3 separate regions of the Homo sapiens genome follow, and all the other regions are linked to region 1. The links are chromatin loops, found by intact Hi-C in ENCODE. Cell type or tissue: gastrocnemius medialis. All regions are shown on one strand.

Evidence for each region. A loop is a pair of places that touch in the nucleus more often than their neighbours do. Peaks named below come from ENCODE experiments on the same cell type or tissue, not always from the same donor. Only the 100,000 strongest peaks of a DNase experiment are listed, where the experiment ranks them.
Region 2: it touches region 1 in a loop (4-fold over the local background); 57 of 110 quality-filtered maps call a loop at or near these places.
Region 3: a loop joins it to region 1, with 12 times the contacts of the local background. A loop is called at or near these places in 100 of 110 quality-filtered maps.

Annotation. Positions count from the first base shown.
Region 1 is chr17:48,025,430-48,027,929 of GRCh38, reverse strand. It overlaps COPZ2 (coat protein complex I subunit zeta 2), which reads left to right. Exons shown (of 9, transcript NM_016429.4): 9 at 1,455-1,763. The coding sequence ends at 1,502. Among named protein-coding and RNA genes, the nearest start is that of MIR10226, 6.2 kb to the left of the region's middle. RefSeq lists a silencer at 1-203 and enhancers at 587-1,143, 1,144-1,702. In gastrocnemius medialis, a CTCF peak has its summit at 1,346 (motif pointing left); a DNase peak (open chromatin) is centred at 1,279; H3K4me3 peaks cover 1,125 bases; H3K27ac peaks cover 1,881 bases.
Region 2 is chr17:48,617,275-48,619,774 of GRCh38, reverse strand. No RefSeq gene overlaps it. Among named protein-coding and RNA genes, the nearest start is that of HOXB8, 3.2 kb to the right of the region's middle. RefSeq lists an enhancer at 1,742-2,265. In gastrocnemius medialis, CTCF peaks have their summits at 816 and 1,021 (motif pointing right); a DNase peak (open chromatin) is centred at 1,034; H3K27me3 peaks cover 2,298 bases.
Region 3 is chr17:48,130,079-48,132,578 of GRCh38, reverse strand. No RefSeq gene overlaps it. Among named protein-coding and RNA genes, the nearest start is that of SNX11, 24 kb to the right of the region's middle. In gastrocnemius medialis, a CTCF peak has its summit at 1,159 (motif pointing right); a DNase peak (open chromatin) is centred at 1,180.

The DNA.
Region 1 (2,500 bases):
CATGGTCTTATCTGGAGGTGCTTGCAGAGCGTAAGGCCAGGGGGAGGTTCCTGGCTCTGAAGCCTGATCAGTTCCCCAGCTGCACAAACTTCCTGCTAGTTCAGGACGACTGTCTTGACCTCTCTTCTGTCCACCTGCAGGTCTCTCTGCTCAGACTAATCCTGCTTGTATGGAACTTCCCGCCCTGGCGCTAACTCCTCGTGCTGTGGTGGCCCTACCGAGATGAGCCTGTGCTGTCTCGTGTGGAGTCCCAGGTGTGGCGCCCATTTTCCTGCACTGCCCTTAGCGCTCACTCTGCTTCGCCCTCCCCTCTGATTCCCCATGTTTCCTCATACCATGCTGGAATGAATGCAGCTGCAAGGCAATTTTTAGAGTGGAAAGAGGGTAGGGAGTAATAAGCAGAGCAGATAAGAACACAGGTGCTCATGGGAGTCATCCCAGGGTACGTGTTCTACCTTACCACCTAAAGCTGGGTGACCTAGGGCAAGTTACTCAACCTCTCTGGGCCTCACATAATAACAGGACCCTCTTCATGGAGTTATGAGAATTCAATGAGCCAATGCGTGACAAGCTCTTAGTAGGGCTCCAAGCCAGTTAACACATGCTGAATAACCATCAGTATTTCTCCAAAGGGAGAAAGAATGAAAACATAGCATTTTTGATGGAATTCTTGAGTAAAAACAAAGGAAGCTACAGGTAGCCAATGGGGGATAAAATGAGGACAAAGTTAGATTCTGGCTAGGAGAATCAGGGGAACCCTAAGCCACTGTCCCCAAGAGAGGAGGGAGACTGTGCAGGAGGAGGAGACACAGCGTTCCCTCCTTCTCTAGAGGGGAATAAGGCTGAGTGGCTGGAGGGACAATCTGAGGGACACACCTGAGTCCTGTCCCCCTCTCCTGCTTTGGTATTGTGCATGCACGTGTGCACTTATATGGATTTGTGTAAGCACTGGGCTGAGACTTTCCACCAGGCATCCCACCGCAGGGTCTGGCTGGCCACCCTTTGCCAGCTATGCCACATCAGCAGTGGGTTGCGGTGGGGTGTTGAGGACACATTGCCAGCCATGGCCAGAGCTAGGGGTTTGCTGAGGCGTCTGAGCACAGGGAGTGTCAGGCCTGGGCCCCGTCTCCGCCTGGACGTGGCACTGTGGGCGGGAACTCTCATGGCATGACAGCGGGGAGACAGGCTGCTGCCACACCCACGCTGCAGATGCAGGAGCCAGAGGTCTGGGCAGGCTTGGGCCTGAGGTGGGAGCTGGCTGCAGCCGGTTTGGTCTGCGCTTTCTGACTTGGAGGGTTGGCCGCGTTTAAGCCAAGTGGAGACAAGCTGCTGCCACCTAGTGACCGGTGGTTGCAGGGGCGCTTCGGCAAGGTGGGCTGTGGACCTCCCCATGACTGTGTATGGAGGCATTTGACATTCTCAATTCTCTCTCAACCTCCCCCACCCCACCCCAGGTTCTTCAGTCTGCCAAGGAACAAATTAAATGGTCGTTATTGAAATGAAGGCTGTGGATTCAAGGCTCCCTGCCCCCCAGATCATTTCCCCAATCCTGGCAAAAGCCCAAAGATCCCAGGGTCAGGAGAGACCCCTCTGTATCCCCAGGTCCCTCCCAGAACTGACTCCTAAGGTCTCCAGCCAGGGCTTCTGAGATGCAAAGGTTTGGCCTCAGGAGAGTCACCTTTTCTCACGGCCCTGGCCTTAACTCATATCTTAGGCATTCCTGGCCCCAGGGCCCTAATAAACCTGCTTTTGTCTTCTGCCAAGGGTCTCCTTCTCTCTTGGCCTAGGAAGTGTGTGTGTGTGTGTGTGTTCATATAAGGGCTCCTGCACTTTCTGTGGCTCATCGTGGGGATATCCAGTACCAGGGTGGGGCGTGTCCCTGTGGTTGTGTGATTGGGCAGAGATGTGGGACAAGGGAAAGGGGACTATTTAACACCATGAGGGGGTGCGACGCTGATACCACGGAGCCCCATGTGTGGCGCATACTGCCAGGTAGGGGAGAGCAAAATATGGTACCCCTATTTTGCAATGCAGTACATACATGGTAGCTCCGCTGGGGATTCCTTGAGTCATTTTTTCCATTCCCAAACTCCAGAAGGGAAGAGAGGTAAGGCTTCCTCTGAACAAACCGAGAAACAGCATGGCTATTTTTCTTGGCATGCCTGGAACCGTGGAATTCCTATCCTGGCATACATCCTGGGCACTACAGCTCTCTGCAAGCTTGCGGGTGGTGGGGGCGAGGAAGCATCGCCAGCCCCCACCGTGCACATGTGTCCTGAGCACCCTGTGCGCTGCAGAGGGTGTGAAGAATTGCAGGTCCGGAGGGACAGGAGGGTGAAAGGGTGTCGCAGGGACAAACGGGAAGGGTGGAGATTGTATAGCCTTTCTGGGCGACACGACTTCCCTTCTCTGTCGCCGTCCCAGAACCTGTTTTCTCCTTTCCACTCTCTGACGCGTACACTTTCTGCGTCCCTGTAAATGCGTCCCTGAGCTTGTCTAG
Region 2 (2,500 bases), 590 kb before region 1:
AGATGCGGAGGCTCGGAAGCCGGAGATGGGGAAATCAGTTGTCATAAAAGAGAGATTCAGAGAGGGACACCGCCAGAGTGCGAGGCAGAGAGAAGCCGGGAGAGGAATTCAATGCCGTGTGCGCAGCAATAAAATAATATGACCGCTATAAAAGTTTATAGCGTATAAATTTCTGAAGGTTAAGAAACTAAACAGCAGCAAAGCAAACAGCGAGGGGAAACTTTCCGGAGCTGAGAGAGCCGCAGCTGGGCCGGGGCTCCCGGCCTGGCGGGGGAATGGGTGGGCCCCGCTCCGGCAGCCTTCACCCTCACCCGCACAGAACACGGGGCTCCGGGCTTCCGGGGCGGGGGGTGGCAGGGGGCAGAGAGGGAGAAGAGAGAAGCCGGGAAAGAACACTTTGTTGTCGCAAATGCTTCAGAAATTGCAACTGGGGCTCTTGTCTTTGTTCTTCACACCCCCTCCAGAATCAGGCGTCGGAAACGAGGAGCCTCCTGCGCGCGCGCGCACACACACACACACACACACACACACACACACACACACACACACACTCAGGTCCGGCGGGGCCAGACGTCTGGGCGCGGGCAGCCTCTTGATTCTTTTACAGTCTCATCCTATCCTCTCAGGCCTCCTCTCCCCCGACAAAAAGCCCAACTGTTTCTCCTCAGAATTTGAAACAATCGCGTGGAGTTTGAAAACTGCTCGGTCCCCCTTTTTACAGGCCATAAAGGGCGCACTGCTTTGCGGTCTCCGCTAGAAATTAGGGGCAGGGGTGGGAGGTGTACGTAGAAAGAAAAAAGCTTAGGGCTTCTTTTTTTTCCTCCCCTCTGTTGTGTTTTTTTTCTATTTTTTAGCTTATCTACACAATTTCATGAACCGTTTCCTGATTCCGATGCCCACTCCCTATCCCTCCCCTTTTACTGCTAGTTATGAAAGTTTCTCCTGCTGGCCACCTCTGCGGCTGCTCTCCCAGAAAACTGGTGGAGCCGGTGGCTGCGGCGCCTTTTCGCAGAGCAGCCGCTAGATGGCACCCTTGCTCCATGTGAAACTCCCTGGAGCGGCAGCTGCGGATGTCTGCTCCCGGCACCGCGCCTTGGTCGGCCCTGAATCCAGGAACTGAGTGCTACCAAAAGTCATGAATAATTTGTACCTAATAAAAAAAATAGGGCTCGTTATGGCCTTACCCCCATTTTATAGATTTCAGTTATAGTAGTGTTCCCCCATCTCCTCAAATGGTCAATTTTCTGAATTTTCCCCAAGAGGAGGGCTCAGTGATTCTCACCCAGTTGCTGTGTTCGGTGGGGCAACAAATGCGTGAAAACGGGGAATAATAGTAATAATAGGAATAATGGGTCCAAATCCAAAAGGAGAATTGATTCGAAACAACGAGATTTTCCGTGAAAGGAGGCGAAAGGAATGTCCCTGGATGCGGGTCAGCAGGTCAGGTGAGAGGGGCTAGCCGGCAAAAGAAGGTAGGATGGAGAGGAAGCTGCCCATCGGCTGGAGAGAAAATCACGTAAGCCAGCCCGAGACCCCCCAGTTTGTGTGTGTGGGGGAATGGAGCCATAGCTTTTGTGGGGATTCGGAGATGCCCAAAGCCGGCAGGGCGGCTTCGCACGGGCGCAAGCTCTGGAGCCTTTGTATGAGTCCAGGGCTGGGCTGGGCTCGCGCAGGGCGACCTAGGCACGGGGCAGGGGCTCCCCAGGGCAGCAGGGTGCGGGAAGGCTCGGATGTGGTCTCTGGATGCTTTGCGCGCTCCCAAAGAATGCGCGTTTTCCCATGGGCGCGAAGGCGGGCGCGGCGTCAGGACGCAGGAGCTCTGTTCTCCCTGGGTTCCTGGGCTTCCAGGTGAGAGGTGCGGCTTCAGTGCGCCTTGGCCCTGGCCGCAGGCAAACCTGGGGGCGCCGGTCCTTTCCTCATTGAGCAGCTGGAGGTCTGGACTCCGGGCACTTTCGTTCTGAGACCCGCACCCTGGTTGTTCACAGCCCCTTGCATTCCAAATCTCCTGTGTCCTCCCGGCCCCGCCGGATCCCTGCCTTCCATCCGACAAACCTGCGCCAGCAATAGATACTCCCACCCCCTCAAAATCACCCCAGCTGCAGCCTCTCCTCTCCCCCACCAGGACTTAGTGCAAGGAGGTAAGCGGAGTTTCTCCTCAACTTGAGTTTCTCTAATAAATCTGCGCTCCGCTGGGTGTTTATAAATTGTCTCCTCGCTCTTTCGTTTTTTTTTTTTTTTTTTCCTATAACAGAAACATTTTCCTTCCATCAGGAATTTCTGGCACGGTGTAGAGATGATTTAGAACAAGCCATTGAATTTGTACCTCGCCGGTGAGTTTTCAAATAATGACCATAAAATCCTCTGCACTTGATAAAAATGTTTGCTTCGGCAACAATTTAACTCGGCCCTCCGTTGCCTCACGGTCCCCTCAGCCACGCGCTGAAAATTCAAAGCCCTGGTTCTCTCCATTCCTCCTCTTTTCCTTTATCTCTCTCCCGCT
Region 3 (2,500 bases), 100 kb before region 1:
TTGGAGTCAGCACATTGAAGAGTTCCTCTTCAGGCCTCGGGTTAGTTAACAACCCATGTGTCCTCCACTACAACACCTCCCAGGTAGGGGCTGAGGAAATGCTCTGAGGAGGGCTCAAGTATGGATACAGGGCTCCCTGTTTCCCTTTCCTGTTGTCTGTACCTAGCACTCAGGTTACCTGCATATTAAGAGGCAGCAAAACATAGTGATTAACAGCATAACATCTGCAACCAGACAGCCTGGGAATAAATCTCAGTTCCCTGTCTACTGTGCTCTCTGGAGCAAGTTATTTGACCATTTATGCCTCAGTTTCCTCACCTTAGAAGGGATATACTCTATTCACTGTATCATTAGGTGATTAGGAAGATTAAATGATTTAACATGTGTAATGGTACTTGGAACAATGCCTGGCACATAATAACTGTTCAATAAGGGTAGCTGCTATTATTGCCTGATTTCTCTACAGGAGAAATTTTGAAAGACAGGCAACTGGCCGGGTGCAGTGACTCACGCCTGTAATCCCAGCACTTTGGGAGGCCGAGACGGGCAGATCACGAGGTCAGGAGTTTGAGACCAGCCTGGCCAACATGGTGAAACCTCATCTCTACTAAAAATACAAAAATTAGCCGGGCATGGTGGCATGCACCTGTAATCCCAGCTACTCGGGAGGCTGAGACAGGAGAATCGCTTGAACCCGGGAGGCGGAGGTTGCGGTGAGCCGAGTTCGCGCCACTGCATTCCAGTCTGGGCGACAGAGTGAGACTCCGTCTCAAAAAAAAAAAAAAAGAAAGAAAAAAGAAATCCCTGTTCAGAGAAGCCCTGGCTTGGTGGTAGCCTGCCTCTCCTCTGTAATGAACATGTTGCAGCACTGGAGTAAGACGCCCATCTCACATCACAAAAGAGAAACCAGGGGGCAAACAGGGATGTTAGTGGGCTCTAACTTACTCAAAAAAACATAGATCTTATACCAACTATTCATTTCCAGATTATCTGATCCAAGAGTAAAAAGAAGAAAACAGTTTTGTGTATGATGGATAACTGCATGGAATGAAAAGGGGAAATTTTAGGTTTAGGAGGAAAAAAAAACCCAAGTGAGATAAAGGCAATATAGTAGTGTCCTTAACGTCCCCCTACCCTTCACACAGAGTGCTAAAGGAGAAGGAACCACTAGGTGGCAGCATATGAGCAGGTGAACCAAAGAGAACCAACTGCCTCCAGTTTTAGGAGCCTTTGCACCAATCCCATCCCACAGGAAAGGACAATGGGCAATATTCTAAAGTGTTTAACAGAGGGAGCAAACACAAACCCTTCTATACTCCTCCTCTGCCACCCACCTCTCCCCCACTCCTCCATCCCCCGCCCATCCTTCCCTGGAGACCCAGGGACCCAAATCTGAAAAGCTGGGTGGCTAAGAGGCCAGAATATCATCGTGCCACCACTCTGTGGCTGAAAGACATCAGAAAAGGGGATACCAGAAGAGAAAGGGCCGGGATCTGGGACAGGATGAGGCTGAAAAAGGAAAAGGTCAGCTGGGTGTGGTGGCTCACGCCTGTAATCCCAGCACTTTGGGAGGCCAAGGTGGGTGGATCACGAGGTCAAGAAATCAAGACCATCCTGGCCAACATGATGAAACCCTGTCTCTACTAAAAATACAAAAATTGGCCAGGTGTGGTGGCGCATGCTTGTAATTCCAGCTACTAAGGAGGCTGAGGCACGAGAATCGCTTGAACCTGGGAGGCGGAGGTTGCAGTGAGCCAAGATCACACCACTGCACACCAGCCTGGCGACAGAGCAGGAAAAAAAGAAAAAAAAGAAAAGAAAAAGGTAACTTCTTCACTCCCTACAGAGTTCAATGCTCTCTAAATCATATGGCCATTGGCTTCCAGCATTTAAAATAAAATGTCCCTTCTATACCTGTTTTCCAAGAGGAAACAACCACTTGCCAAACTGCAAAGGTCTTTGGGTACCGCCACACACCCCACCGTAGGGACCACACTCAGATCTCTGGCCCTTCTAGCTGTGAAACTCAGCAGAAAAAGAAATTAGGTTGGTCCTAAAGTATATAAACAAATTACCTCATTGGAAATCTGGTCTGTAGTTCTGGCTGTCTCTGACATTGTTATATGCAAAAAAAAAAAAAAAAAAGCGCGGCAGGGGTTGGGTAGAGCATGTTTGATGTGTTGATGAGACAATCTACAGGCTGATGGACATTCTCTGCTAGGGGATAGTTCTAAAGGAGACTTTTTGGAAGCAGCAGATTCCTACAGCGTTGGAAACTAAACCTCACCCAGCAAAACTGCTCCACACCCAGTTAGCCCCCATCTTAGCCAACGGCCTCAGATGGCAACAGGCTAATTAGATTACCGCTCCTCTGTTTGGCTCTACTAACCAAATCCCCACCTCACTGCCTGCCACTAACTGGATAACTGGGGCATTAGACCGCTTAACTAACCACATTATATGTAGGACGGCTTCTTAATCACTACCAATTGTTCTGGCA